Regions from separate parts of the Homo sapiens genome. Here regions 2, 3 and 4 are each linked to region 1. The links are chromatin loops, found by intact Hi-C in ENCODE. Cell type or tissue: CD4-positive, alpha-beta T cell. All regions are shown on one strand.

Region 1 (8,000 bases):
TGTCATTGGGTTCTAAGTAGGAGGGTCTGTAGTGTCTCAGGCATAGCGAGGATATCAATTTGCCTGGAGTTGAGGCCTTTCCTAGACGGGTGAAAGGGGATAATGTTGGTGAGGTGGTTTGCAGTTGAATTGTGGAGGACATTGATAACCAGTATGACTTTAGCTCTGCAGGTAACTAAAACCCCCAGGAAGACTTTGAGCTGGGGCATCAAATTTCCCTCTGATTTAGGAAGATAAGTCTGGTAGCAGCATGTTGGGCGAGTCAGAGTCAGGGGCAACAAAGCCATCAGAAGGGTTAGAACCATTTAGACGGCAGCTGGCGGACAATACACCAGGACAGGAGCAGAAAGAGACCCGTGAGAGGGACTGTGAAGAAAGCAGTGATTCTTCATGACAGGCTTCCTTCCCGCTGGATCATGGTTACCATAATTATTAGTATGTCCATCTTACTACTCTGATTAAATTACAAGTTTCTTGTAGGTAACACCTTGTTTGCACAGAGGAGGCTCTGTTGGTTGAATTAAATTGTGTGTAACCTAATACGGTGAAATTAGATTTATTTCCACGCTATTGCTAATGATGTAAATCTGTTTAATTGTTCGCCAAGACATACCAACTATTTGAGTCTTTGTTGGATATTGAGATTATTTTATGCAAAAGGTGTATTTCCTGACAATGCATTACTTTGAATAGAAACTTCCCCTACCCACACATAAACAAACACACACACAAAACCAAACACACACACACACAAAAACCCTCAGAATCAAAATGCTTCCTGTTTGACTAATAAAACAGAAAGGGAATGCTTAAGGAAGCAAACACTTGCTTTTTGAGTTAGAAACCTGAAAGCTGTGAGGGGTGTTAATCAGTTTCTTGGCCATTTAAGCATTCGTCACATTTGTTTTTTCCACTTTTTTGATTCATCATTTTAAAAAGCCTCCAACTTGGGGATTTCTGATCTGTTAAAAAAAAACCTTTTAACAAACATCCCTAACACTCTTTTTGGCAAATACCTCTTCTCCTCAGAGTGCAAAAATAGAAATCACTTGCTATTCTAAATAATGTATAGTGTTCTCTTTGAGGCAGGACCTCTCGTTGCTACTTCAGCTTAAACACTGGCTGGGCTTTCTGAGTCCGGCCTCTTCCAAGAGCTACACGTTTCATGGGGCACGAGGGCGACCTCATAGCCACCTCTGATACCAATTGTGGCTATAAAGCTTCCCTACACTGCTTGCTTTTCCACTTTCATTTAAAAGCTACTTATTTTTGGCTGGGCGTGGTGGCTCACACCTGTCATCCCAGCACTTTGGGAGGCCGAGGTGGGCACATCACCGGAGGTTAAGAGTTCGAGACCAGCCTGACCAACACGGTGAAACCCCACCTCTACCAAAAATACAAAAATTAGCCAGGAGTGGCGGTGGGTGCCTGTAATCCCAGCTACTTGGGAGGCTGAGGTAGGAGAATCGCTTGAACCCGGGAGTCAGAGGTTGCAGTGAGCTGAGATCGCGCCACTGCACTCCAGCCTGGGAGACAGAGCCAGACTCCATCTCAAACAACAACAACAATAACAACAAAAAAACTGCTTATTTTTATTCTTCTTTGTTCATTTCAATTCATCTGCTTTTCATATGGGAGATAGAATGAATATTCAGCATGGACTTTGAAGCTGGATCAAATCCGTTTCTAACACTTTACTAGCTGAATGACCTCAGTCAACCAACCTCCTGTAGCCTTCGTTTTCTCATTTGAAAATGGGAATAATGATACTGAATTTCAGAAATTAGTGAAGATGAAATAAGAGGAGATAACGAATGTAAAGCATCCAGCATATGGTAGTGTTAATAAACATTAGTTTCTTATTTGATGGATTTTTTTTCTGAGCATTCTCATGCTTAAGTCAATATATGGGCCAATCCCTCTGTACTGTGTTATTAATAAACAGTGGTTCTCAAAGTGTGGTCCCTCAACCAGCAGCATCAGCGTCAGTGGGAACTTGTTGGAAATGCAAATTATCAGGCCCACCCTATTCCTGCTGAATGAAAAACTCCAGGGGAGGGGCCCGGCCGGTTGTGGTTTATCAACCCTTCAGAGGGTTCTGATGCGCACTGAAGTTTGAGAACCCCTGATTCTAGATAAAGGTTAGCACACTGTGTTTGTGGGTGTGGTGGGGTGTTCATCCAAAGGAAATAAACCAGTGAGGTGCAACTGGAGAGTAATTACATTATTTAGATTTGGTCTTTGGTTTCCGGGTCTATTGTTTGCTCTCTTTCCTTGTCAAGCTAAGTCTTTGGGACCAGGGATGCGGAAGTAAATAGAGTTTGATTTCTGTGATCTGTTGAGATCTGAGGATTTGAAGTGGTCCTGAATCCCAGGCTCAAATAGCATAGCTCTGGTGTTTTCATTTATTTTATTTTTATTTTTTATTTTTTTTGAGAGGGAGTCTCGCTGTATCGCCCAGGCTGGAGTGCAGTGGTGCGATCTCGGCTCACTGCAAGCTCCGCCTCCCAGGTTCACACCATTCTCCTGCCTCAGCCTCCCAAGTAGCTGGGACTACAGGCACACACTGCCACACCTGGCTAATTTTTTTGTATTTTTAGTAGAAAAGGAGTTTCACTGTGTTAACCAGGAGGGTCTCGATCTCCTGACCTCATGATTCGCCCGCCTCAGCCTCCCAAAATGCTGGGATTACAGGCGTGAGTCACCGTGCCCGGCCAGCTCTGCATTTTTATATAGGCCTCTTTGTCTTGGGGGCCCCTCTGGCTTTGGGAGTGGGATGGGAGGGCTAAGATGACACCAGGACCGGATGGTAACCTCTATTCAGATGTTTTTCTTTCTTTCTTTCTTTCTTTTTTTTTTTGAGATGGAGTTTTGCTCTTGTTGCCCAGGCTGGAGTGCAATGGTGCAATCTTGGCTCACTGCAACCTCCACCTCCCAGGTTCAAGCAATTCTCCTGCCTCAGCCTCCCGAGTAGCTGGGATTACAGGCATGTACCACCACAGTCGGCTAATTTTGTATTTTTAGTAGAGACGGGGTTTCTCCATGTTGAGGCTGGTCTCAAACTCCTGACCTCAGGTGACCCACCTGCCTCGGCCTCCCAAGGTGCTGGGATTACAGGTGTGAGCCACCGTGCCTGCCCAGATGTTTTTCTTATTTAGAGACATCCCTCCACCTTCCATTTTTGGATTTTTCTTTTTTCTTTTTTCTTTTTCTTTTTTTTTTTTTTTGAGACAGGGTCTCATTCTGTCACCCAGGCTGGAGTGTGTGGTTTGATCACAGCTCACTGCAACCTTGACCTCTTGGACTCAAGCAAGCCTCAGGAGGCTGAGGCCTCCCTGAGCAGCTGGGACCACAGGAGTGCGCCACCATGCCCAGCTACTTTCTGTATTTTTTGTAGAGACTGGGTCTTGCTATGCTGCCCAGGCTGGTCTTGAACTCCTGCCTGAAGTGATCTGCCTGCCTTGGCCTCCCAAAGTGCTGGGATTACAGGCATGAGGCACCATGCCCGGCCAGCACCTTCCATTTTTGGCTCTGAAACCAGACTTTGAATTTTTCTTCCCTTTTTTCCTTTTAATGTAATTTGTGACTTCAAGGGCTAACAAGGCTTTGGGTTTTGTGTGAGATGAGCAGGGAGGAAGGTCATCAAAGGATTGGCACTAAATGTTGTTGATCTTTTATGAGAAGCTACTCCTGAAAATTGGCGTCCAGTTCTGAGCTTTCAGTATTTTGGTGCACTCTGGGGTCAAAACGATAGCAAGACAGACACATAAACTAATCAATGGCTAAAGAAACTCAGTTTTCGAGTGTATTCCAAATAGCTGCATTCAGGTGCCGCGGCCGCTCAAGCTGGGTTTGCAGTTGGTTAGATACCGCCCCCTTGTGGGCAGCGGGTGTCACTGGCTCCTGTCGGGAGCAGGGGCGCCTGCAGCTTGATCAGCTCAAATTTCCTCAGGGTCATTGATTAAATGTCCGTGCCTTGTCTTTCTATTCTTTCTCCTGCCCTGGTCTTCTATCACCATTTGAATTTCCATCAACTCTACGCTGATTTGGGGAGATACAAATGTTATAACTACCCAGTTGCAGCTGTGTGGATCGGGGAGCTATGGGGTCTGGTACCACCGATGGGATTCTGTAAATACATATGCCCCACCCCATGATGAATTATTATTTTTTTAAAGTTCAAAATTATGCAAGTAATATGTTTATTGTAGAAAAATTAAAAAATTACAGCCACAAGCCTATCACTTACCAAACAGATATTTTGTTATGTTATATTATTCTATTAATATATACCTCTCCCCTCAATATTCCTACTGACCACTTTTCTCTCTCCGGTTCCACTTTAATTCTATTCGTCTATTCCAGGAACAAGAAAACAGAGAAGAGAGGAGGGGAACGGAGACCAGGCAGTGATAGAAAGTGAACAATGCTTTATTTCTTGGCCTTGCCTCACTGGGGCTGGCTGCAGTTATCCTGAAATGAGACAGCACCCTCCTTGATTGCTTGACCTGGTAACTTAAAGTGACACGTGTACCACATGGCCCCTCGTCCTCTTCCTTCCTTGACCTCTTCTTTTTATCTATTTTCTCTTTCTTTCCTTCCTTTCTTTCTTTCTTTTCTTTCTTTCTTTCTCTTTCTTCTTTCTCTCCTTCCTTTCTTCCTTCTTTCCTTCCTTCCTTCCTTCCTTCCTCCCTTCCTTCCTTCTTTCCTTCTCTCTCTCTCTTTCTTTCTTTCTCTTTCCTCTCTCTGTCTTTCTCTCTTTCTTTTTTTTTTTTTGAGATGGAGTTTTGCTCTTGTTGCCCAGGCTGGAGTGCAATGATACCATCTTGGCTCACTGCAACCTCCACCCGTCCCAGGTTCAAGCGATTCTCCTGCCTCAGCCTCCCTAGGAGCTGGGATTACAGGCACCCAACACCACACCTGGTTAATTTTTGTATTTTTAGTAGAGACGGGGTTTCACCATGTTGGCCAGGCTGGTCTTGAACTCCTGACCTCAGGTGATCTACCCGCCTCAGCCTCCCAAAGTGCTGGGATTACAGGCATGACCCACCACGCCTGGCTTGTCTATTTTCGGTCCCTTCTACAGGGTCAAATACCTCCTTCCCTTTTGCCTTTAACATCCTTTTTATTTTCAACAGAAGAGACAGGAAAAGATGGTGTCTCAGTATTATTGTCTGGGCTGAGAATATATTTTCCTGGATCTTGGCTGGGAACTTCTGGCCCAGCCTTTCTTGGGCTTATTCATATTTTTCTTGCTGAATAATAAAGGCTCTTACATATTAGAGTTATTAACCCTAGGTCTGTCATTAAAGTTAAAAAAATTTAACTTATTCATCAACACCTTATTCAACACCTTCATGAATTCATTCAACAATCAATCAGCACTTAGGGTGTGTTATCAGGTGCTGTTCTAGATTCTGGAGATTCAGTGATTTACAAAAGGATAGATGGGGTTTCTGCTTTTGTGGAGTTTAAGTGAAGAGGGAAGAGAAATGTAAAAGCAAGTAAATAGTTTTAGATTTTGGTGAGTGCTTTGTTGTTGTTGTTGTTTGTTTTGAGTCAGAGTCTCACTCTGTCGCCCAGGCTGGGGTGCAGTGTCTCACTGTAGCCTAGACCTCCTGGGCTCAAGAGGTCCTCCCATCTCAGCCTCCTGAGTAGCTGGGACTACAGGCATGCACCACCATGCCTGGCTCATTAAAAAAGTAGTGGGTGTTTTTTTTTTTTTTTTTTTTTTTTGCTGAGAGTGGGTCTCACTATGTTGGCCTGGCTGTTCTCAAACTCTTGGGCTCAAGTGATCCTCCCGCCTCAGCCTCCCAAAGTGCTGGGATGACAGGTGTGAGTCACTGCACCCTGCATGTGAGTGCTTTGAAGCAAGGTAAGGTGATGGGGGAGTTTGTTCCTTTAGTTGAGGCTGTTGGGAAGGGCTGCTCTGAGTAGGTGGGATCCACATGAGGACAAGGAGTCAGCAACATTTCAACCCAGGAAGAACCTTCAGACAGAAGTCAGAGAAAGGGCAAATACCCCACAGGCGAGTAAGCCTGCTGCACCAGTGTCCAAATGAAGGCTGTTGATACCACGGCATAGAGAACAAGAGAGACATAATTAGCTGGGCACGGTGGCCCAGCTGTGTCTGCAGCCCCAGCTGCTCAGGTGGCTGAGGCATGAGAATTGCTTGGACCTGGGAGGTTGAGGGTGCAGTGAGCTGAGATCGCGCCACTGCACTCCAGTCTGGGTGACAGAGTGAGACTCTGTCTCAAAAAAAAAAAAAGAAAAGAAAAAAGAAAAACAAGAAGAGGGACAGCAGGAGGCTATGGGGTTAGAGAGGTAGCAAGGCTGCGGTGAATTCAGTTCTTATCTTAGATGAGGTTGGAAATGAAGGATTTTATGGGCATAAGAGATGGTCTCATTTACCTTATTCAAAGGGCGTGCAGGCGGTTCTCTGGCAAAAGGACAGTGAGGGAGGCAGAGGGGGCACCACAGACAGACAGTGAGGAAGACTGTGTGTCGGTCCAGATAAGATGTGATGATGGCTTAGCTATGGGTGGCAGCCACTGGAGAGGGGAGAAGTCAATGAGCCCTAGACACTCCTTGAGGGAAGAGCTCATGGGACTTGCAGCTGAACTGGATTTAGGGCAGAAAGGAAGAATCAGAAATATTTGCCTTTCAGTGTTGTTTATGGTTTTTCGGTGTGTGTGTGTGTGTGTGTGTGTTTAGCCTTACTAAAATACTACATTGTAAATGTATTTATTTGTAGCAAATATTACTATTTTTCGTAGCAAGAACTTGTGCTCTGAATAATTTGGGGGATGTTTCACGTGGGCTTTGTTTGTTTAACAGCCCAAATGGCTGCAAACATCTCATCAACCAAACAATTCGCCTTCCTCACGTCCTCATTTCTTCAAGACAGAGGACAAGAGCTAGAAGATAGGATGATATTTTGACTTAAGAAACCTACTTCAGCACTATAGAAAAGAATAATAATAATAATAAATTAAAAAAAAAAAAAAGAAATCAGCCAGGCGCGGTGGCTCACGCCTGTAATCCCAGCACTTTGGGAGGCCGAGGCTGGTGGATCATGAGGTCAGGAGATTGAGACCATCCTGGCTAACATGGTGAAACCCCGTCTCTACTAAAAATACAAAAAATTAGCCAGGCGTGGTGGCAGGTGCCTGTAGTCCCAGCTACTCGGGAGGCTGAGGAGGAGAATGGCGTGAACCCGGGAGGTGGAGCTTGCATTGAGCCGAGATCAAGCCGCTGCACTGCAGCCTGGGTGACAGAGCAAGACTCCGTCTCAAAAAAAAAAAAAAAAAAAAAAAAGAAATCTACTTTATGTTCAGGCCCGAGTCTGGGTTTTGAAAAATAATGAATCGGATCCTTTATTGGAACCAGTTGACAGTCTGTTCCAGTTTTTAGGAGCATTTTTCTCCTGGTCGTGCTGTTACTCATTTGATGCTGAGAAAGAGCGATCAATGAAGCCATGGCATGAGACATCTGGCAGCAGCTCTTCTCCGTCACATTTCCAGCGCCTTCTATGAATAAGAAATGCAAACTCAATGGCCGTCCGTCTGCTCATCAGGGCTCCCTTTGTTGGACTTCCTCATGCTGTCTCGTTTGGATTTGTGATCGCTCAGGCAGGATGGACTAGGGGAGTGCGGGTGTGCATGTGTGTGTTTGCACGCCTGTGTGTGAGCAAGCATGTGTATGTATGAGCACATGTGTGAAGGAGAGAAAGATGACAGAGAGGAGAGGCAGATAGGAAAGCCTACAGAAGGAAACAGCAAGACAGGCAGGGGTGGAGACAGAGTCCGAGGCAGAGACAGGGTGGAAAGCTAGAAACCCAACAAGTGAGAGTGGATGGGTGATGTTTTCTCAGATTCCTCACTCTGAGGCTGTAAAACCTGCTGAGAAGAGATGCTGGGGGACTCACAGTCATTTTCAGCAGTGTCTGTCTTGTGTGTGGCTGAGTCCTCCTACTATATCTGCACTCAAGAGAAACTGAA
Region 2 (8,000 bases), 220 kb before region 1:
GTGTGCCACCACACCTGGCTATTTTTTTTTTTTTTTAGCAGAGATGAGGTTTCACCATGTTGGGCCAGGCTGGTCTTAAACTCCTGACCTCAGGTGATCCACCCACTTCACCCTCCCAAAGTGTTGGATTTACAAGCATGAGCCACTGCACCCGCCTTCTCTCATTTTTATGCTAAGGAAACTGAAGCATGTTCAGAGCAACTCAGGCAAGTCTAGACCCTGAGAAGCTCAGGCAGGAATTCCAGCAAGGACTTAGGGCAGGAGGGAAAGGTAGTTAGGTAAAGGATCTGCCTTAGTGAGGACAGGGCTGCAGGTGTGGTTGGAATTCTGAGACGCCAGACATCAGAGGTGCCTGAAATTTCCCTGCTTGGCTATAATGCCCTAGGGTGCCCAATCAGTCTGTAAACACTTACTGAGCGCTTATTAGTGATCTATTGCTTCATAACAATTTACTCTAAAACTTAGTGGCTCACAACAATGATAATCAATTTTTATCTCTAATGATGTATGTGAGTCAGGAATTCCAAAGCAGCTTGGTTGGGTGTTTCTGGCTCAGACCTTCTCATGAAGTGGTGGTCAACATGTCAGCAGGGCTGCAGTCATGTGAAGGCTTGACTGGGGACAGAGATCCATGTTTTCAAGGTGGCTCACTCACATAGCCAGCAAGTTGGTGCTGGCTTTCAGCGGGAGCCTCAGTTCCTCTCCCTGTGCATCCCTCCACAGAGCTGCTTGAGTGTCTGTATTTGTTTTGAAATTGTTGCATAGAAAATTACCACAAACTTAGTAGGTTAAAACAGTACCCATTTATTATCTCACAGTTCTGTAGGTCAAAAGTCCAGGCAGGCTCAACTGGTCTCTCTGCTTCCAAGGCCAAAATCAAGGTGTCAGCTGGTCTTGGTTCTCACTGGGAGGCTCTAGGGAACATTCTGCTTCCAAACCCATTGAGGTTGTTGCCAGAATTGTTCCTTGCAGTTATATAGGATTGAGGTCTCCATTTTCTGGCAGGCTGTTAGCTGAGGGCTGCTCTTAGCTTCCAGAGGCCACACTCAGGCCCAGGGGCTCCCTCTATTGTTAAATCAGCAGCAATGCATCAGGTCCTTCTTGAGCTTTGAATCTCTCTGACTTCCTCTTCTGCCCCCAGCTGAAGAAAACTCTCAGCTTTTAAACGGCTCATAGGATTAGATTGGGCCCGCTCAATCTTCCCATTGTAACATCAACTGATTAGTAAACTTAATTACATCTGCAAAATCCCTCTTGCCATGCAACATAAGATAGTGATGGGAGGCCGGGCATGGTGGCTCACACCTGTAATCCCAGCACTTTGGGAGGCCGAGGTGGGCAGATCACTTGACGTCAGGAGTTCAAGACGAGCCTGGCCAATATGGCAAAACCCCATCTCCACTAAAAATTAAAAAAAAAAAAAATAGCTGGGCATGGTGGGATACACCTGTAGTCCCAGCTATTTGGGAGGCGGAGGCAGGAGAATCAATTGAACCTGGGAGGCTGAGGTTGCAGTGAGCCGAGATTGTGCCACAGCACTCCAGCCTGGGTGACAGAGAGAGAATCTGTCTGCAAAAAAAAAAAAAAAAAAAAAAGTGAAAAAGTGATTGGAACACACTGGAGTGCAAAGATTATAGGGGCCAGCAGAGTATAAGATTTCCAATTCTTCCACATGTTCACTAACATTTGGTAGTATCTTCTTTTCTCATTTTTGCTATCCTGGCTGGCCATTTAATACCATTAATTCAGCAAACACTTATTAAGTCTCCACAATTTTGTGCTGAGTGCCTAAAATCACGTAAACATGAATCAACTAGGTACTCAATAAATATTTGTTGGCTGATTTTCCAGATGTTGGAGACATAAAATTAATTAGACATGGACTCTGCTCTCAAGGATCTTAAAAGTAAATATGTAGTGAAAGACTGATGACCAGCACATAAATAATACAGTTAAAAAAGCAATAAGGGCCAAAAGGAGGGGAATTCAGAAGAAAGAAAAAAATCTTTTAATTTAGAAAGACTCAAATCAAGGGAAACATCCTTGAGTAAGTGGCATTTGAGTGGGTTTTGTAAGAAAAAAATTAGGATTTAGTTATGCAGAGGTGATGGAGAACAGGGGTAGTGGCTAATATTTCAAACAGATAGAAGAGCATGAGTGAGGCTGTGCACGGTGGCTCACAACTGTAATCCTAGCACTTTGGGAGGCTGAGGCGTATGGATTGCTTGAGCTCAGGAGTTTGAGACCAGCCTGGACAACACTGTGAAAATCCAACACAACAACAACAAAAAAAAACAAACACAAAAATTAGCCAGGCATGGTGGCTCGTGCCTGTAGTTCCAGCTACTTGGTAGACTGAGGCAGGAGGAGCCCTTGAGCCTGGAAGATCAAGGCTGCAATGAGCCAAGATTGCACCACTGCACTCCAGCCTGGGTGCAGAGTGAGACAGAAGGAAGAAGAAAGAAAAGAAAAGAAACCTCAGTGATAAAGATTCTCCAGTCTACAAACTGCACACTAGGAGCTTTCTGAACACTTTCAATGCCCAGAGGTATTTTGTTTGGTCTTTTCAATCTTTTTTTAAAAATTTAAATTTGAATGCATTTCATAGAGCATGCATTTTGTAATTCTAGTTTAGTCGATACAAGATCCTGTTGTCCTAAACCCCTCTTCAGCCTCTTCATAGATTTATGGTATCCACCTGGCATCTGAGGGATTTGTGTTTGAGAGCATGGAGTTCAATCCGTTTGTTTTACACATAAGAAAACTGAAGCTCCAAAAAAGCTAAATGACTCAAGGAAGTACTGAGAGTCAGTGGTGGAGTTTCTACCTGGATTCCAGCCTCTTGATGTCCTGTCTGAGCTTCTTTTGCAGAGGCTGATAGACCAAGGAGCTCAGTCACTCTTAGATAAACCCGCTTTGGCTATCAACAAATATGTATGTTTGTTTTTCCTTGAGAGAAGTTTTATAAAGGAAGATGGAAGGAGTTCAAGATTCCTAGGCAAAGAAGAGGACAGAGGCTGAAATGTGCTTCCTTTTTTTCATTTTGCTTGGACCTAAATGGCAGGAAATTTCTTAACTAAAATTAAAAAGCAACTAGAATATCTCTTCCCATCTCATGAATACGTTGCTTTCTAAAGTCAACCGAATCCAAGCAGCTGACTTTCAAAATGGGGCCGAAGGAGACTCTAAAGTGCCACCTGGTGGCCATCTTCAGCACAAGCGAAAAGGAAAAGGGATTGCAGTGAGATCTTTGATCCAGGTAGGGCTGATAGCGTAGAAAACTCCCCAGCGACAAAAGTGGTATTAAAAGTAACAAAAAAGGCCGGGCGCGGTGGCTCACGCCTGTAATCCTAACACTTTGGGAGGCCGAGGTGGGCGGATTGCCTGAGCTCAGGAGTTCGGGAACAGCCTGGACAACACGGTGAAACCCCGTCTCTAACAAAATACAAAAAATTAGCTGGGCGTGGCGGCGTGCGCCTGTAGTCCCAGCTACTCGGGAGGCTGAGGCAGGAGAATTGCTTGAACCTGGGAGGCGGAGGTTGCAGTGAGCCGAGATCGCGCCACTGCCCTCCAGCCTGGGCGACAGAGCGAGACACCGTCTCAAAAAAAAAGGAACAAAAAGGCTTTATTTGACCTGCGGCCAAACCAATGGAAACTTCAGTGGAGGTGGGTTAGAGTGAAGTTCAGGACTTTTAAAGCACTTGTGAGAATGTCTTCCCACAGGACTAAGGAAACAGGTGATACAGAAACAGATAAGGACATCCGGTGAAAGGAGTAAGGTAGGAAGAGATGAGGGTTCTAACCCTCCTACAGGCTTGGGAGTACTTAGCCTGGAGATATTTCTCCAAGCCTTCAAGTTGTCTGCAAGACAGTTCCATATATATGGTGTTTTTCAATATATTTTTACAAATACTATTTATGTTTTAAAATATTCATTGAACATGGAGAAACACCATCTCTACTGAAAATACAAAATTAGCTAGGCGTGGTGGTACATGCTTGTAATCCCAGCTACTCGGGAGGCTGAGGCAGGAGAATCGCTTGAACCCATGAGGCGGAGGTTGCGGTGAGCCGAAATCGCGCCATTGCACTCCAGCCTGGGCAACAAGAGCGAAACTCCGTCTCAAAAGAAAAAAAAATGCATTCAATTTATTACAGGTTTATAACATAACCACAATAAAAGAGGTGAGAAAAAAGAATTAAGTAACTTTGGACTGTTATTTAACTATGTACTCTAAACGCAAAGAGCACACAAATTTTACTGTATTTAATAAATTTGTTTTTCACAAGGCTGTAGGTTGGAAATTCTAAAACTGTTTTATGTGTAATCTAGTGTTGAACAAATAAGTAAATACATTGTGAATAATAACCACCGAATTTTTTACTGTCAGAGAAAGGAATTAAAAACAAGAAAGGGAAATAATAGAATGAACCCTGAGAGCTGGAATGGAACTGGAGGTATCAATATAAAATAATAGGTTTTTTTTGTTTTTTGTTTTTTGTTTTTTCTTTTTTCAGACAGAGTCTCTCTTTTGCCCAGGCTAGAGTGTAGTGGTGAGATCTCAGCTCACCACAACCTCCATCTCCCGAGTTCAAGCAATTCTCCTGCCTCAGCCTCCCAAGTAGCTGGGACTACAGGAGTGCGCCAACACGCCCGGCTAATTTTTGTATTTTTAGTAGAGACAGGGTTTCACTATGCTGGCCAGGCTGATCTCAAACTGCTGTCATCGTGATCCGCCCACCGCGGACTCCCAAAGTGCTGGGATTAAAGGCGTGAGCCACTGCACCCGGCAAAGTCATAGTTTTTAATAGAGAGACAGGGAAATAAGTAAAGACATGTTTAAGTGTACACATACGTATATTTCCTAGCCCTGATCACTGAGGGAGGAAACAATGACACCCCAGTAGCAGTAAGCATCTAGTGCCCAGATCTTTTTTTTTTTTTTTTTTTTGAGCCTGAGTCTTGCTCTGTCGCCCAGGCTGGAGTGCAGTGGCGTGATCTCGGCTCACTGCAAGCTCCGCCTCCCGGGTTCACGACATTCTCCTGCCTCAGCCTCTCCAGTAGCTGGGACTACAGGCACCCACCACCACGCCCGGCTAATGTGTGTGTGTGTGTGTGTGTGTGTGTGTGTGTGTGTGTGTGTGTGTGTTTAGTAGAGACGGGATTTCACTGCAGATCTTTCTTTCTAAATATTATTCTCCAGTAAAAAGGAACCCGGTCTACTTAAACAGATAGCTGATTATACGGCTGGGGCAGGGAAGAACAGAATGAACTTAGGACATCTTGTGGAGCTAGTAACTAAGGAAGTGCTCAAAAAATGATGGACACATGTTGAAATGACACAAGCCAACTTGGTAAGACTCCTAGATCTGGGACAATCTGAACAACAAAAATGTTTAAAAGATAATAATGTTCACTCACAGATTAAAAGCAATATTCATGAGCCCATACTTATTTAAATAAAAAATTGAATAAACAAATAAATGAGGAAGAAAGGAAAGTTCTTTCTTACTGTAATACTCCAATTAATAAATGCAGAAGGAGTGATGCAAATAGCAAGTCACCAATGGCAAAGATCACAGTAAAAATTGTTTTTCAAGAACGTATCAGTGGATGCTAAAATTCATGGATGAAATTATTACCAGAAACATGATATTTATTTAGTCTCTAAGTATTTTTCCATGAGATGCCTATTAATTACAGTGAGAAATGTCATAACTTCACAATGTAGAAATGTGGCATATATAGCCTTAACCAAGATTAAAGCTTATTGTGTGCTTCCTGATATGATGCACTGAGAAGGACATGGCATCCCTTATGTGGTATCCTTACCAAAAATGCATAACCTGAATTTAATGTCTGCAAGGAATGCAGACATACCCAAATGGAGGGATGTTCCACAAAATAACTGACAGCTGCTCTTCAAAGGTGTCAAGGTTGGAAAAGATAAAGAAAAACTGAGACATCGTCCCAGCTTAAAACAGGCTAATAAATAAAGGCAATGTGTAATCCTGGTTTGGATCATGGATCATAAAAAGGACAGTATTGAGTCCAGATGCAGTGGCTCACGCCTGTAATCCCAGCACTTTGGGAGGCCGAGGTGGGCGGATCACAAGATTCAGCAGTTCAAGACCAGTGTGGCAACACGGTGAAACCCCATCTCTACTAAAAATACAAAAATTAGCCAGGCATGGTGGCGGGCCCCTGTAATTCCAGCTACTCCGGAGGCTGAGGCAGGAGAATTGCTTGAACCCAGGAGGCGGAGGTTGCAGTGAGCCGAGACCGTGCCATTGCACTCCAGCCTGGGCGACAGAGCAAGACTCTGTCTCAAAAAACAAAAGGACAGTATTGAAACAGATAATGAGAATTAAATGAGATAGCAATGAATTAAGTAGTAATGTTAACTTCCCAATTTTATCTTTGTACTGTTATTATATCATATGTTAACATTTGGAGAAGTTAGGTAAAGAGGATATAGAAATTCTTTGTACTATTTTTGTAAATCTTACATAATTTACAATAAAAAGTTGTAAAAAACTAAGCAAGAATTATGAACCATCCACTGTGTATAAGGCACTTTAACCAGAATATAATTTCTCAAGAAATATGTATCCTGTACGTTAGAGAACTTTTAACATAATATCAATTAATCAGAACATTGTCCTTCTATGAGCTAGAAATCCAATAACTTTCTTCTTGTACATCTCACATATCTCTATCTTAATTAATTAATTAGTTTGTTCATTCTTCTTTTTAATTAAAAAACTATGGGCTAGGCCTCATGCTGGGAACACAATAATGAAAAAGCCAGACATAATTCCTACCTCCCATAAACTAAAAGTCACATGGAGATATAATTAAAGAGTCAATTACAGTGTATAATAAGTGCCAAGATGTGTTAAGCAATTTCAGGCCACAGAACATGGCAGTTAGCACAAATTCTAGAGCCATATTGTCTGGGTTCAAATCCGTGCTCCATCACCAGCTGTGTGACTTTGGGAAAGTTACTTAACCTCTCTATGCCTCAATTTTCTCATCTGTACAATAAGAATAATAATAGTATCTACATCATATGGTTGTTGTGAAAATTAAAGGAGTTAATTTTATAACGTTGCACTTAGAATGGTGCCTGGTGAATCGCTTGAGCTCAGGAGTTTGAGACCAGCGTGGACAACATGGTAAAACCATGTCTCTACAGTAAAATAAAAAAAAAAAAATTAGCTGAGCATGGTGGCATGCACTATAGTCCCAGCTACCTGGGAGGCTAAGGCTGGGGGACCAATTGAGCCTGAGAAGTCAAGGCTGCAGTGAGCCACGATAACATCACTGCACTCCAGCCTGGGTGGCAGAGCGAGACCCTGTCTCAAACAAAAAAAGGTGCCTGGCACGCAGTAAGTCTAGGAAATGAATGGGCACACACCTGTTGCGGGGGCAGGGCTCTACTGTGTGAAGACGGGGAGTATTTAAGAAAAAAGCTTCCAGAACAAGTGGCATGTGAGCTGAGACCCAAAAGGCAGAACAATCAGGCTTTGCAAAAGCCTGGAATTGAGACAGGGCAAAGAGATTTGCAAAACTGAAAGAGTTCGTGGCCCAAGTGATGAGTGGTGAGAAATGAAGTCAGAGATTAGTAGGGACCAGATCATACAGGGCCTTTTCAGTGGAGTGAAAGAGCCTGGACTTCACCTTTAAGGCTGTGGAAGCCGTGGTGAGATGGAGGCAGGAGGAGCATCTCAATGGCCCTTCAGAAAGATTTCTAAGGCAGCAAAGTGGAGATTTATAGAGGAGATTCACAGCAGGCCACACTGGAGCCAGAAGAGGCGGGAGGCTTTTGTGGTGATCCAAAGAGGAGATGGTAACGTGCTGGACAAAGAGAAGTGGACAGATTGGAAAGATCCTTAGAAGGTTGAATCCTTTTGCTTTCCACTAAGATATGAGCACTATGAGAAGAGAATTTTTCAACAGCTTTATTGAGATGTTAGGCACGTACCATACAATTCAC
Region 3 (8,000 bases), 380 kb before region 1:
GGTAGATCATCATGTGCCAGTATCCACCCAATTAAAACAACATTCAGTCTAAATGCAATAGTTTGCTAGCTTGTTAATTAACAGGATAAATCAAAGTAAATACAGAGTCTAGTTTTAAATATGTATAGATAAAACTTGTTTTGTACATAAACATAATTTTCTGAATTCACATAGTATATACTATGTTAGAAGATTTAAATCACTATTGATAAATTTTATTCTATATGTCCCCAGTGATGTCCTTCTTCTTTTTTAAAATTTTGAGACAGGGTCTCACTCTGTCACCCAGGCTGGAGCGCAATGGTGTAATCACGGTTCACAGCAGCCTCGACCTCTCTGGGCTCAGATGATCCTCCTACCTTGGCCTCCTGAGTAGTTGGAACTACAGGGGCGCACCACCATGCCCAGCTATTTTTTTGTAGAGATGGGGTCTTGCCATGTTGCCTAGGCTGGTCTCAAACTCCTGGGCTTAAGCAATCTGCCTGCCTCGGCCCCCCACAGAACTGGGATTACAGGCATGAACCATTGTGCCCGGCCCCATATTCTTCTTAAAATTTATTCCCAGTACTTCTATTTGACTAGCATTCCAGCTTTTCCCTCTTTTCATTGCCAGCAGCTCTCCTCTTTCTTCAATTTTCTCTGGCACCTGTGTGGTCAGAGTTCATTTTAGCCTTATAGTCTATACTATTATCTCTATAATGTTTCCTTAGTAATTCTTTCTTTCCTCAGAGCCCTTACACACAATTCAGGTATTTTTATATTTTTCATACAGTTTGAATGTTTGATTAACCAGATATGTTTTCAAAACCATGGAAAATTATTTGATTAAATAAACACCAAGAAGCACTCACAAATTTTATAAAAACATGAACCACCTGTGACGTGTCAGTATATATATATATACACACACACACACATACATATACGTATATATATATATATATATATATATATATATATATTTTTTTTTTTTTTTTTTTTTTTTTTTTTTGAGAGGGAGTCTCCTCGCTCTGTCGCCCAGGCTTGAGTGCAGTGGTGCCATCTTGGCTCACTGCAACCTCTGCCTCCCAGGTTCAAGCAATTCTCTTGCCTTAGCCTCCCAAGTAGCTGGGATTACAAACACACACACACCACCACGCCCGGCTAGTTTTTTGTATTTAAAGTAGAGATGGGGTTTCACCATGTTGACCAGGCTGGTCTTGAACTCCTGATTTCAGGCGATCCACCCACCTCAGCCTTCCAAAGTGCTGAGATTACAGGTGTGAGCCACTGTGCCCACCCGACATGTCAGTGTTAGTATTTGTAAAGTGACAGGCACAGTTATTACATGCTTCCTGGATGTGGCTGGTAAAACCTGTTCAATGACTGGTAAAACCTATACTAGGCTGACCCTCTGGAAACATTCCTAAGCATTGATTAATGTTATACAATAACATTTAGCACTGTGCTTCATAAATAGCTAGGCATTGTACTAAACATGTTATATAAATGAACTTACTAATTCTCACAAAACACTCGAAGAGGTAAATGCTGTCAGTATCTCCATTTTACAGATAAGAGAAAAAAAAGTGCTAGGTCGGGTATCTTGTCCAACTCATTCAGGAGCAGGTAAATAGCAGCACTGGAATTCAGCCCAGTCTGAGGCTGATTCCAAAGCCATCTAATAGGTAGATAGATAGGTGGATGGGTAGATAAACAGACAGAGGGATTGATTGATGGATAGAAGGACACAGATAGAAACAGTGAATACTCTTTGCCTACCACTGCCACCACACAGAGGTCCAGCATGCTGTGCTTTAAGCCAGGCAGGTGAGCAGATGGACACTCAGTGGGATACAGATTCAAAAACCAGAGCAGGAGCCACAGAACACACAGTTCTGGGGTTTCTGCACAACCTCTACAAGCAGGTAGCCGCTAAATATATTCTCCAATCTCTTTTACTGAGCACAATGTGGGTAAAACTGCTCTCTATAGTAGCAGAATTTTGTTTTTCCCCTTTCCTAGTTACTGATGAAGAGACAGCTTCAGATGCTCTGGAGAGAAACTCTCTATCCTCTCAAGACCCACAGCAGCCCACCAGTACTGGTAAGTGTCAAAATCATTCAAACTTGTTTTTAAAAAATCACGTTTCCTTGGGAAGGTTATTTTTCTCATTCTAAGTTTTAAGAATATTTTTTGTTTTAATTTTTACTAAGACCATACAGGCCCCTCCAACTGGCTCCAGCTTTGTACCATCCTAGAGAAGAACCACATCAGGCATCGGAATACTTAGTGGGATGGGCTTCAGGCTGACATAAAGCTTTGCAAGTTCAGTTCTAGTTTGCCTGAGATAGAGATGTACACATGTACACACACACATTCACGACTGTGACATTTGAATTTCCTCTGCAGTAAAGGACAAAGTTGAATTCATTTATAGAGAGACTCGTTTCTTTGTTTTCCCATCTGAAGCACACCAAACACAAAACACAGACTTGGTATCAACAAAGAGAAAAGAAGCAGAAGCTGGAGATTTGGTGTTGTCATTGAATAACAAAATCACCTCTGAAGGCACATCAATTACTTGATTGTCAATAACTCAGGTCATTTTTGATGATGGGATTGAACTACAAATACAGAATAATTTAGAAAGCCTGGATTATAATTCCAATTTTTTAGACAGTGAACTCACTAGAGGTTAACTCAGAGCAATGATTGTATATCTAATTTAACTTTGTATTTTACCTAGCATAGTATCCAGCAATAGCAGCTTCTCAGAAAATGAATTACGAAAGAAAGAAAGAAAGAAAGAGAGAAAGAAAAGAAAGAAAGAAAAAGAAAGAAAGAAAAAGAAAGAAAGAGAGAAAGAAAAGAAAGAAAGAAAAAGAAAGAAAGAAAGAAAGAAAGAAAGAAAAAGAAAGAAAGAAAGAAAAAGAAAGAAAGAAAGAATTGGTTATGGTGCTTTGAGCAAGACTATTAGCCTCATCCAGAAAGGCATAAATTCCTACATATTCTCTTTCCATTTCATGTAATGTGTCAATAATAATTTCATTTGTTGGAATAAGGGCTTTCAGAGCATTATCATGTTCATAGTTCTGAGTATCAGATCATATTTTTAAAAATTTGTATCCTAAATAATATTTAAAAGTAAATGTTTGGGATTTCTAAACACTGATAAATACAACATGTACCATACAATTTTTTGAAGGACAATGGAAATTGAAAATATTATGAAGTGGAACAGCCACATCACTTGCTTTAATAATCCAATATTTGTAAACGTGTTTAGAATCTAGTAATCTTTAACGGCTTGCTACTGAGCAACTCAATTTTCTGCTCTGCTTTTTCATATATAAGACTTTTAAAATAGGGTTTCTAAAATTCCTTTCAGCTTTCCATTTCTACGATTTTATTACATTTAATACCCATTTTCAATAGAATGGGAGGCTTCATTCCCCTCGGGGTCCACATAGTGGCGCTGTGCAATGGACTAAAAAGCAAGAAACTGCAGAGAGAAAAAAGGAAATTGGAAACATCAGCAGTAAAATCTGGAAAAAAAAACCACACAGTTTCTGATTTTTTATAATTTATCTTATCTAGAAAAAACATCATAGTACATCCCACTTCTAATGGGGAGGCAAGCAGAGGTTTGAATAACTGAAGCTATATTTCAACATAAATTTCAGGCTGTAGGTTTTCTATAATTAAAGCTTGGAATGCCGTTCCTCGGTGTTCAGTTGTTATCTTGAAGCATCCTAAAGACCTTCTCCCTAATAGGCCTGATTCAGGATGGAAATATGAAATAATGGTTTAAATGCTGGGCTCTAGAGTTAGGTAAAACAGAGTTTATGTATTGGCTTTGCCACTTATTTGCTACAGGACTTTAGGTACTTTACATAACTGCTCTAAACCTCCGTTTTCTCAGAGCTGTGGTGAGAAATAATATATACCAAGTGCTCAGTTCAAGGCCAGGCACAGAGTAAATGCCCAAAACATTTACCTTAAAAAAATAAGGCAAAGTGAGCCTAGCCATTTGCAATTATGTTTGCAAGAAATCCATAGTTCACAAATGATCTCAGTACTGTTTTTAAATTTGGCTTCCCAAGCTGCTCTGGGAAGACTTACGTAACTACAGTTGTATGTAGTCACATGTATATAATGCATGCATAGCTCATGTTTTATCTTCTTTCACTTTAGTCTCAGTAACGGAAGATTCTAGTACATCGGAGATTGACAAGGAAGAGAAAGAACAAACCACTCAAGATCCTGACTTGACCACCGGTAAGTGTCACCCACTGCATTTAGAATAAACACTCGACATTTTAACCTCTTAATCGATAAATTCAATGGCCTTTGTCAGTCCTCCCTTTTCTTGACCTTTCTGCCCTTTAGGACATGATTGGTTAATCACTCCCTTGTCCCTCCTTGATTTAGTTACCTCTCGGCTTCTTGACATACTTTTCCTGGTTCTGTTATTTGTTGCTAACCACTGCTTCTCTGTATCCATTAATTAACTTATCTTCCTCTTCTGACTTCTTAAATGTGTATGTACTTCTGATTTTACTTCTCCATCTTTTGTTCTTCCCTTTTTTTTATATATATATATTTTTTTTGTGAGACAGAGTTTCTTTCTTGTTGCCCAGGCTGGAGTGCAGTGGTGCAATCCCAGCTCACTATAACCTCCACCTCCCGGGTTCAAGTGATTCTCCTGCCTTAGCCTCCCGAGTAGCTGGGATTACAGGCACACGCCACCACCCCAGCTAATTTTGTATTTTTAGTAGAGATGGGGTTTATCCATGTTGGTCAGTCTGGTCTTGAACTCCCGACCTCCGGTGATCTGCCTGCCTCGGCCTCCCAAAGTGCTGGGATTACAGGCGTGAGCCACCGCGCCCGGCTGTTCTTCCCTTATTTTTTAAAGAGTTTACTCATTCCCAAGATGGTTCCTGTTGCCACTAGGCAAAAGATTTCTCTCTTTTTTTTTTCTGGTTTTGTTTTGTTTTTAGAGACAGGGTCTCTCTCTGTCTCCCAGGCCAGGGTGCAGGGGCACGATCATGTTCACCGCAGCCTTGAACTCCAGGGCTCAAGAGATCTCCTACCTCCACCTCCCAAATAGCTGGGATTACAGGTGTGAGCCACTGTGCCCAGTAAGCAAAAGATTTCTATACCTATATTTCCAGAACATCCTCCTCAGCATTGCTCCCAATTTCTTTCCATTTTCTATGTATCTGTAGCTGAATTTTCTGTGATTTCCCCAAACTCAACATTGCTAAATACCAAACAGCACCTTCTCCCACAAAATCAGCTTGTCCAAAGCATCACACAGGCCCCAAAGCAACACACGGGTCCCAAACCTTGGTGTTATCTATCACTCCTATGTATGTGTACAAATATATCTATGTGTATATGTATATGCATATGCACACACGTATATAAAATCAGTCAATTTCCAAGAACTTTTGAGTCTTGTCTTTCAGGTATTTTGTCCATTGTCACTGTTAACGTCCCAATCCAGGCTCTCATCATCTCCTGCATGGAGTATTATAACTTCAGTTTCTCCTCCTCTGGTTCACTTTTAGCACCCTACCATCAAAATATCTCTTTATCTGCATACCTGTGTTCTAAAACCCTTTATAGCTTCCTGAAGTCTACAACACAGAGCATGAGTCCCAAACACCTCATTAGGTGCCATCTATTACCTACTTCTGCAGTCTCATATCTACAAAGTCCTTATGAGATACATATTTTTCTCTGAAAACATCAACCCTTTTCAATCGCCCTGCCCTTGTTTATCCTCACTGCCCCTGGTGGAAGAGGAGACCTCCTCTCACCTCTCCTTACTCCCTCTTCAAGGCCAATATCTTCACTGAAAACTTTTTTGACCAACTCAACCCTCAGAGACCATTCTTGCCTCTGAACCCCTGAACACACTATGATATAAATACATATGGATCCAGAATTTGACATATCTTACTTTTGTTTGTTTTTATTAATTTGTTTATATATAGAGACAGCTAATCCCCAAAGCATGTGAACTGTGCCTTCTGTAGGTCCAAGCACAATGTTCTACACATAGCTGGCACTCCTTAATTATTCATTGGTTAAGATGAGGTGACTAGGACATTTAGCAAGACTACAGCCCATAGAATCAGAATTCTAGGTTTAGAAAGCCTTTTTTTTTTTTTTTAAGAGACAGGTCTCATCTGTCTCCCAGGTTGGAGTGCAGTTTCACAGTCATAGCTCACTGTAACCTTAAACTCCTGGACTCAAGTGATCCTCTGCCTCAGTCTCCCAAGTAGCTAGGACTACAGGTGTGCACCACTGCTCCTGGCTAATTTTTTATTATTATTATTTTTGTAGAGACAAAGTGTCACTATGTTGCCCAGGCTGGTCTCAAACTCCTGGCCTCAAGCAACCCTCCCATCCCAGCCTCCCAAAGTGCTGGGATTACAGGCATGAGCCACTGCACCTGGCTAGAAATATTTTCACAAGCTCATCTGATTTAGCCCAAATGCCTTCCTGTAGGGCCACATTTAACCTAACCAAGATAAATAAATTTTCATTTTATTTGGATAGTTTTTTAAACTCCTTAACAATCCCTCTTGCTACTTAACTATATTTTGCTAAAAATCATTCCTAAAGCTAATTTGAATCTCCTGACTATAACTTAAGTCGATTTTCTCATATGCTTTCTGTAGAAATAAAAAATAACTAGCCCAATAGCTACGTCACTTAAAAAATCTTTTCAAATCATCACACATAATTGCCTTGTTTGTTGTATGCCTGTTTGCTTGTTCTCAGAGAATGAACAATGTAAGTCTCTTTACCTTCAGGGGTAAGCTCTTTCTCATCTCTTCATCTGAGCTGTCTATTAGCTTATATCACATTGTAGAAGTATTGTTACATATTCTCCAGTGGCAAAAAAAAAAAAAAAACCCAAAGTATCTAAACTCCTTTTTCATTTTCCTTATAGAAGCAAATCCTCAGTATTTAGGACTGGCAAGAAAGAAAAGTGGCATCCTGCTGCTCACGCTGGTGTCCTTCCTCATTTTCATACTCTTCATCATAGTCCAGCTCTTCATCATGAAGCTGAGGAAAGCACATGTGATATGGAAGAAAGGTCAGTGGGCAGGGAACCTGACGGGGGCTATAAGACGCCAGAACAAATGGCTAAAAAAAAGGGAAATTCTGTCCATTAAAGCTTTCTGTCAGACACTACATAATCTATTTGATAAGTGCTGTCTCAGATAAGCAATTGTTTGTTTTCTAGTAAACTCGGGTGTGAATCTCCAGGGACTATAGTCTAAGAGTGTATAATCAATAGAAACTAGCATAGATCCAGAAATTGGCATTAAATGATAGACACTTCTATTCACAGAAGGATAAAAATCCCAGGACTGCCTAGCACAGTCCCTACAGGAATCAAAAACTATGTGTTGAATTAATGAGGTATGAGTTATGGGAGGGGCATGGTAAGTCTACTATTGCACAGTAACAGAGGTATTATCTTATTCAAATATACATTTCTACATGTCCATGGCATCAGAAATTAGTTGCTTGATTTTCTTTTTTTGTAGAAAACGAAGTTTCAGAACACACACTAGAAAGTTACAGATCAAGGTCAAATAATGAAGAAACATCATCTGAAGAGAAAAATGGCCAATGTAAGTCAACTGTATGACCTGAGATCTGAACAATGAGGTTCATTAATGTATTAGTCAGATTTCTCCAGAGAGACAGAGACAACAGAATATGTGTGTGTGTGTGTGTGTGTGTGTGTGTGTGTGTGTGTGTGTGTGTGTATGAGGTGGGATTTATTAGGGGAATTGGCTCATGAGATTATGGAGGCTGACAAGTCCTTGGACAGGAGGTCTGCAAACTGGAGACCCTGGTATGCTGGTAGCCTGGCTCAGTCCAAGTTCAAAGGCCTGAGAACTCAGGGGACCGCCAGCGTTAAGTCCTGAAATCCGAAGCTAGGGAGTCTCGAGTTCTGCTGCCAGGAGAGAGGAGGGAGTGTATTCCAG
Region 4 (8,000 bases), 190 kb before region 1:
ATGGACCTTGCTGGTGTCATGAGATTAATTCCTGACTACTTTGCTGTGAATTGCACAACTCACACAGTAATGTAGCTTCACATTCAGCTTGGGAAGCACATAGGTATCGAAGACGCTTGCTTCAGAAATGTCCCTGATTGCTGCAGCCTCCACTATGTTTCAAATGACAAATTTTTTTTATTTTTTTTGAGACAGAGTCTCACTCTGTCACCAGGGCTGAGTGCAGTGGCACGATCTTGCCTCACTGCAACCTCTGCCTCCCTAGTTCAAGCGATTCTCCTGCCTCAGCTTCCCGAATAGCTGGGACTACAGGCGCTTGCCACCATGCCCAGCTAATTTTTGTATTTTTAGTAGGGACGGGCTTTCACCATGTTGGCCAGGATGGTCTCAATCTCTTGACCTCGTGATCTGCCCACCTTGGCCTCCCAAAGTGCTGGGATTACAGGTGTGAGCCACCGCGCCTGGCCAAATGATGAATTTCTCAATGGCCTTATCCTTGGGCACGCATCGGGCACAGTTCTTGCAGTGAATAGACTGCACGTGACCGAAGCCCTTCTTGGCAAGACCGTTGTTCCTTCTTTCCTTTCTTTCTTTCTCTTTTTGACATGGAGTCTCGCTCTGTCGCCCAGGCTGGAGTGCAGTGGCGCAATCTTGGCTCACTGGAACCTCCGCCTCCCTCGTTCCAATGATTCTCCTGCCTCAGCCTCCTGAGTAGCTGGGATTACAGGCATGTGCCGCCACACCTGGCTAATTTTTGTATTTTTAGTAGAGTTGGGGTTTCACCATGTTGGCCAGGCTGGTCTTGAACTCCTGACCTCAGGTGATCTGCCTGCCTCAGTTTCCCACAGTGCTGAGATTACAGGCGTGAGCCACCGCGCCCATAAGGCCACAACCCACCTTCTTTTCAGTACAATCTAATCTTTTCCCAGCTCCTAAGGGGACCTGTATCCACTTGGTTTGAGTGACCACAATGTCTCAAATGAAAGTGTAGAAATTTTTAAAAAAATAAAAAACAGGCCAGCACAGTGGCTCACGCCTGTAATCCCAGCACTGTGGGAGGCCAAGATGGGTGGACCGCTTGAGGCCAGGAGTTCGAGACCAGCCTGGCCAACATGGTGAAACCCTGTCGCTACTAAAAATACAAAAAATTTAGCCAGGCATGGTGGCGCATGCCTGTAATCCCAGCTACTCCTGAAGCTGAAGCCGACAATCCTTTGAACTCGGGCAGTGGAGGTTGCAGTGAGCCGAGATGGCGCCACTGCATTCCAGCCTCGGCAACAGAGTGAAACTCTGTCTCAAAAAAACAAAAACAAAAACAAAAACGAAAAGGTCTGGACCCAGCAGAATGGCTCTTGCAGAGAAGGGCGGTGAGAAGGACCATTCTGCCATCAGCGGAGGTGATCATCTGAGACTCCACCATCAACATTTACATGCGTACCCGTGAAGTGGGCTTCAAAAAGGGTGCCCCTTGGGCACTCAGAGAGATCCGGAAATTGGCCATGGAGATGCGGACTCCAGATGTACACATTGATATCAGGCTTAACAAAACTGTCTGGGCCAAAGGAATAAGGAATGTCCCATACTATATCCATATCCATGTGCACAGAAAACATGAGGATGAAGATTCACCAAAAACAGCGCTGTACCTATGTACCTGTTACCACTTTCAAAAATGTATAGACCGTCAACATGGATGAGCGCTAACTGTTGATTATAAAATAAAAGTATAAAACTACCAAAAAAAAAAAAGCCCAGTAAACCCAGCACAGCCATGATTATTCCATTCTTTGAGAGTAAGAATCTTATTTTTTTTTTCTTTTTCCTTCTTTTTTGTGGAGTGGGGGGGCGGACAGAGTCTCACTCCATCGCCCAGGATGGAGTGCAGTGGCACCATCTCAGCTCACTGCAACCTCTGCCTCCCAGGTTCAAGCCATCCTCCCATCTCAGCCTCCCAAGCAGCTAGGACCACAGGCATACGCCACCATGCCCAGCTAATTTTTGTGTTTTAGTAGAGATGAGATTTTGCCATGTTGCCCAGGCTGCTCTTGAATTCCTGGCCTCAAGCAATCCACCCACCTCAGCCTTCAGCTGAGCAATATTGTTCTTCCTCATCCATGTTCCCAATTACAATGGTAGGCCTTTGTCTCTGTCTCTGTCTCGCTTTCTCTTTTCTCCTTGCAGGGGAAACCAGCCCTACGCCTCTTTCTTTTTCAGTTAATATATGTATTTATTGAGATCATACAATTCACCCATCTAAAGTGTGTAATTCAATATTTTTAGTTTACAGAATTGTGCAATCATCACAATTAATTTAGAACAATCTGATCACCCCAAAACAAATATCCCATACCCTTTATCACTCTGTATTTCTCCCCGTTTTTCCCCTCAGCCTATGCAACCATCAATCTTTTTTGTCTTAAAAGATTTCCTATTCTGCACATTTCATATCAATAGAATCATATGTGTTTTTTTATGACTGGGTTCTTTCACTTACCATAATGTTTTTAAGGCTAATCTATGTTGTACCACATATCAGTACTCAATTCCTTTTTTTTTTTTTATTTGAGACAAAGTCTCACTCTGTTGCCCAGGCTGGAGTGCAGTGGTGTGATCTCAGCTCACTGCAACCTCTGCTTCCCGGGTTCAAGCGATTCTTTTGCTTCAGCCTCCGGAGTAGCTGGGATTACAGGCACACACCACCATATCCGGCTAATTTTTGTATTTTTAGTAGAGATGGGGTTTCACCACGTTGCCCAGGCTGGTCTTGAACTCCCGACCGCAGGTGATCCGCCCTCCTCCTCGGCCTCTCAAAGTGCTGGGATTACAGGTGTGAGCCACAGCGCCCAGCCCCATCAGTGTTTTCCAAAATGGCTATACCACCAACAGTGTATGAGGGTCCTAAGTTCTCTACATCCTTGCCAGCTTGATTATACGAGAAATTCCTAATGTACGAGAAATTCTATCTCTGTGATAACTTGCATTTCACTGGTGGCTAATGTTGAGCATCTTTTCATGTGCTTATTAGCTATTTGTTTATCTTCATTGAAGAAGTGTCTATTCAGACATTTTGCCCATTTTAAAAAATGGGTTGTCTTTTTGAGTTATGAGTGTTTTTCATATATTCGGGATAACAGTCCCTTATCAGATATATGATTTATATTTTATCTAGTTTTATGGGTTTGCCTTTCACTTTCTTGATGGTGTCTTTATCTTGGCAACATGGCAAAACCCCATCTCTACACAAAAAAGTACAAAATTAGCTGGCCGTGGTGGCATGCGCTTGTGGTTCCAGTTACTCAGTAAGAGGATCACTTGAGCCCAGGAGGCGGAGGCTGCAGTGAGCTGTGATCATGAAACTGCATCCCAGCTTGAGTGACAGAGCAAGACCCTGTCTAAATAATAATAATAATAAAATAAAATAAATAAAAAATTGAGCTGGCTGCATGCTCTGAATGTTCTGTGCTGTGGCCCAGTGTTCTAGGACAGGCCCCATTGCTCCAGGCAGGCCCTGACAGTCTTATACTGCAGACTAGCTACACTGTCTCTGTTCATCCCACTGACTCCACATAGTGCCCAGATCTCAGGGGCAATGTAAAGACCTTTATTCCGGTCAAGATCTTGGCAATTCTGTTATTGCCAACTTTCCTTTACCCAAATCTGCTCCAGGTTTGATCACTTTCTTCTCATCACATGCAACTCTAATGTTGGCTCCCCACCCTGCAAGGAACAGAGAGTGAGTCTGAGCTCATCCAGCAACCACCCTCCCACTCTTCCAAGAGAGATGATCATGAGCAGACTATTATAAAGCACAAAGGGAGCACATTCTACCCTCTTGGGTACCTGCTCCACCCACCCCTTTTTATTCATTCACTTGACAAATATATGTTGCTTATGTGCCAGACACTGGGAACACAGGTGTGCACACAGGTGCTTCTCCATTCTTGGGTGAGCTTCCTGAGGAATTTAAGCATTTCACCAAAGTGTGTTGAGAAACCCAGAAGCAGTTCAGGGGGATGAGGGAAATAATATGGGGACTTAAACTAGCCAGTGTGGCTCCGGAAAGGCTATATTCTCTGAGCTTTTTCTTCACCTCACCCTCTGTATTCTAAACCTGTCTGTATTACCCATCCCTCCATACCCATTGCCCAAGTATCCTGAGATCTCAACTCAAGCCATTACTCCCACCTAAGCAGGGCACTTGCTCAGTTGAGAATGCTGGGCCGGGCGCAGTGGCTCACACCTGTAATCCCAGCACTTTGGGAGGCTGAAGCGGGTGGATCACCCGAGCTCGGGAGCTCGAGACCAGCCTGACCAACATGGAGAAACCCTGTCTCTACCAAAACCACAAAATTAGCCGGGCATGGTGGCGCATGGCTGTAATCCCAGCTACTCGGGAAGCTGAGGCAGGAGAATTGCTTGAGCCCGGGAGGTGGAGGTTGCAGTGAGCTGAGATCTCATCATCGCACTCCAGCCTGGGCAACAAGAGCGAAATTCCATCTCAAAAAAAAAAAAAAAAAAAGGAGAAAAAGAATGCTTTGCCTGGAAGGTAATTGTGGATATTTAGAGCTGACTTCCTTTTCCTTCTTCATTATTTGCTGTGCTTCCAGCTAGAAAGCACAACAAACAGCACAGACAATGCTACAGCAGCTTCCCCCGGGGTACTCTGATAGTTTTATAAATAGCTACTGCCATCTAGTGGACAAAGATGACTACATCAGTACGTAGACCCACAGATACGGAAACTCTCAGCGTTTCTATTTATGTCCTGCAACCACTTCATCCCACCTTAATGGAATCCAAAAGACCACTTTTCCTTTGAAAGCCTAAAGCCTGGAACATTGTAAGTACTCAATATAGTTTGGACAAAGGATTTTTCACGGGCATTGTCATTTTTTAATTTTATATGTAACAAATATTGTAGTAATATTGTTGGATAATTTTATTATTGTGGCTTTATACTATTGCCTTAGAAGTTTAAGTCTATTAAGGGCCAGGCGTGGTGGCTCATGCTTGTAATCCCAGCACTTTGGGAGGCGGGCAGATTGCCTGAGCTCAGGATACTGAGCCTCGGTACACGATGAAACCCCATCTCTACTAAAACACAAAACATTAGCTGGGTGTGGCAGCGTGCACCTGTAGTCCCAGCTACTCAGGAGACTTAGGCAGAATTGCTTGAGCCCGGGAGGTGGAGGCTGCAGCAAGCTGAGATCACACCACTGCACTCCAGCCTGGGAAACAGAGCAAGACTCCCATCTCCAAAAAAAAAAAAAAAAAAGAAAAATGTCTAATAAGGTCAAGTAGAAACTGAGAGAGCTATAGTAATAAAAATACATTTTAGAATATAACCATATTGCCAAGTTCACCAGAAACCTGCATGTAACTCCTAAACTGGACCTAGAGATTAAGTTTTTTGGCCTGTCTTCCCAATCCAGTAGCGCCCTGTGCAGCAGGGACAGAACCATCTAGGTCATGGAGTTTCCTCTTATAAACTCAAACCTCCTTACAGTAACTTGCAAAAGCAAATTTTGCCACCGTGTAGATTTGTGCATGCACAGCCAGAGCATCCAAACATCCCTCCATTGTAAGGTTATTTGGAGAATCAAATAAGGGGAGAAGCAATTGCCATTAACTCGAAATTCAATGGGAAGTGGTAGACACTGCTGTCCCTATGGTTACCTTCTCTTTCTCTAAGCCTTACCTAACAGCTAATTAGACATTTATAGGGTTTAAACATCTTTACTGGTTTTTTAAACTACTAGCCCACAGCAGAACCCTAATTACAAACAATAGGCCAGGCACAGTGGCTCACACCTGTAATCTCGGCACTTTGGGAGGTCAAGGTGGGGCAAACCATTTTGAGGTCAAAAATTCAAGACCAGCCTGGCAACATGGCAAAACTCCCGCTCTATAGAAAATATGAAAATTAGCTGGGCATGGTGTCCCAGCTAGTCAGGTGGGAGAATGCAAAGGTGGGAGGATGCAAAAGTGGGAGGCAATGTCTGCAGTGAGATCGCACCACTGCACTCCAGCCTAGGTAAGGGAGGCTGGAGGCTCTCAAAAAAAAAAAAAAATCCATTTCCCCAGATTAGACTATGTGATGACATTAAGTGTCCACCTGAGCCTCAGTATCATCTATAAACACATTCTGGTTTATAAATAGATGAAAGTATAATACGAATAACTGAGAAAACCTAGCAAATATTAATTCCCACCTTCCCAGGCCCCAATTCCTTGCTATACATTACACATGTCCAACAAGTTATTATCTGTATAGGGGAAACATTGCCATATTTACTCCTCTAATTTTGTGTTTTGCTAATGAACATTAAGCTAACATTAACCTGAAGTTCAAAAATTTACAGTAACAGCTACCACTGAAAACCTTCCACATATTTTTAAGATTCCACATGAAACGAGATCAAAGTATATTTACCCTTTAGTCTCGTTGAGTCAAGGCATCAAAAAAGTTTGTAGCATCTCAAATACATGGTATGGCCATGTGCAGTGACATACACCTGTAGAGCCAGCTACTTGGAACTAAGGCTGGGTGACCACTTGGACCCAGGAGTTCCAGTCCAGCCTGCACAAGTGATAACACACCCCTATGGAAAACTGAAGCCCAGGTAAGATTCTCACCCAAACAAAAGAAACATGCCAAAAACGTGCATTGCTGTCAGGTGCAGTGACTCACACCTGTAATCCCAGCATTTTGGGAGGCCGAGGCGGGTGCACCACCTGAGGTAGGGAGATCAGCCTGACCAACATGGAGAAACCTCATCTCTACTAAAAAATACAAATTAGCCAGGAATGGTGGCGCATGGCTGTAATCCCAGCTACTTGGGAGGCTGAGGCAGGAGAATCCCTTGAACCCAGGAGACAGGGTTTGCACCATTGCAATGAGATCGTGCTATTGCACTACAGCCTGGGCAACAAGAGTAAAACCCTTCAAAAAAAGAAGTGTGTACTACTTGTCATTTTTTGTAACCTTGGAGAAAATATGGAATGAGAAGTATATCAAATCGTGCTACAAATTCCCACTGAGATACCCAGACATTAGTAGCCCTTCAGTACCAAAGAGAAAAACTGCAGCTCCTCCATGAATTAGCTTTTTGGCATATGCTAAGATTAGCTAGTCCACTGAAATCTGTCACGTACGTAATGACAGGTAACAGCCTGCTCCCCTAGGCTATCACAACTCACTGTTGGGACCTTAATTAACCAGGTGGCAGCTTAGCTCCATCCCCGACCTTCTGAATAATCTTAACTCAGGAAGAAATGGAAGCCCACAGGGCAGTGGCTCATATAAGGGATTGACATTCAGATACCTCTGCCATGTAGCTTAATATTCACTGCCCATTATTTGATTCTGATCTCTAAATTCTTACTCATCTAGCACAACCCTCCAGGAAAGCCTCTGCTCCTAGGCAGGCTTACACACAGAATAAGTTTAGAAAACACCATTAAGTCAGCTTTCTGCCTCTCCAGCCTAAGGACTAAGGTTAGTTTGATCCAGATCCAATTTCTTATGCTCCCCTTCTCAAAGCTCTGAATTCCAAAATGTACCATCCACAATGCTCTGAAGGGCAACTTGCCACCCAGCCCTTGTTAACTCAAGCTTAAGAGGAAGGAGAAAGTAAGAGTCACATAATCACCTAAGCCTACTTCTCCCACCAGCTGGCCTGGGAGATTATTTAAAGACTCAAAGCAATTGTATGGTGCCAATTTTAAATAGTTTTATTTAAGACATTGCATTTTCCACTTACAATACAGTGTTTATAAAGTGCAATGTTATTTCCTTCCCCTGTGCATATGTTCCATATTCAAGTATTGAGAATGCCCAGTAACTTACTATAGCAGCTTAACTTTTTAAAACTGCCACAGAATTTGCTACGAATTTAGGTCCTTCAAATGTTTTAAATGTGTGGAACAATGCTACATCTACACTTGGTTGGCTTAATCAACCTCTTCAATGGTGGGCCCTGAGGAAGCACCACCAGAGG

The links. Peaks named below come from ENCODE experiments on the same cell type or tissue, not always from the same donor. Only the 100,000 strongest peaks of a DNase experiment are listed, where the experiment ranks them.
Region 2: it touches region 1 in a loop (2.9-fold over the local background); 2 of 110 quality-filtered maps call a loop at or near these places.
Region 3: it touches region 1 in a loop (5-fold over the local background); 12 of 110 quality-filtered maps call a loop at or near these places.
Region 4: it touches region 1 in a loop (4-fold over the local background); 7 of 110 quality-filtered maps call a loop at or near these places.

What each region holds. Positions count from the first base shown.
Region 1 is chr11:123,243,518-123,251,517 of GRCh38, forward strand. No RefSeq gene overlaps it. Among named protein-coding and RNA genes, the nearest start is that of CLMP, 52 kb to the left of the region's middle. In CD4-positive, alpha-beta T cell, CTCF peaks have their summits at 3,889 (motif pointing left) and 4,090; a DNase peak (open chromatin) is centred at 3,864.
Region 2 is chr11:123,020,108-123,028,107 of GRCh38, forward strand. No RefSeq gene overlaps it. Among named protein-coding and RNA genes, the nearest start is that of SNORD14E, 34 kb to the right of the region's middle. In CD4-positive, alpha-beta T cell, CTCF peaks have their summits at 1,066, 1,265 and 3,212 (motif pointing left); DNase peaks (open chromatin) are centred at 1,064 and 3,204.
Region 3 is chr11:122,860,460-122,868,459 of GRCh38, forward strand. CRTAM (cytotoxic and regulatory T cell molecule) reads left to right here. Exons shown (of 10, transcript NM_019604.4): 6 at 2,005-2,085; 7 at 4,177-4,260; 8 at 6,950-7,096; 9 at 7,554-7,640. Among named protein-coding and RNA genes, the nearest start is that of JHY, 18 kb to the right of the region's middle. In CD4-positive, alpha-beta T cell, CTCF peaks have their summits at 3,444 and 3,646; a DNase peak (open chromatin) is centred at 3,462.
Region 4 is chr11:123,049,781-123,057,780 of GRCh38, forward strand. HSPA8 (heat shock protein family A (Hsp70) member 8) reads right to left here. Exons shown (of 9, transcript NM_006597.6): 9 at 7,709-8,000. The coding sequence ends at 7,954. It also overlaps the pseudogene RPS26P43 and the pseudogene RPL31P47. Among named protein-coding and RNA genes, the nearest start is that of SNORD14E, 4.4 kb to the right of the region's middle. In CD4-positive, alpha-beta T cell, a CTCF peak has its summit at 4,716 (motif pointing left); DNase peaks (open chromatin) are centred at 4,691 and 5,078; H3K27ac peaks cover 629 bases.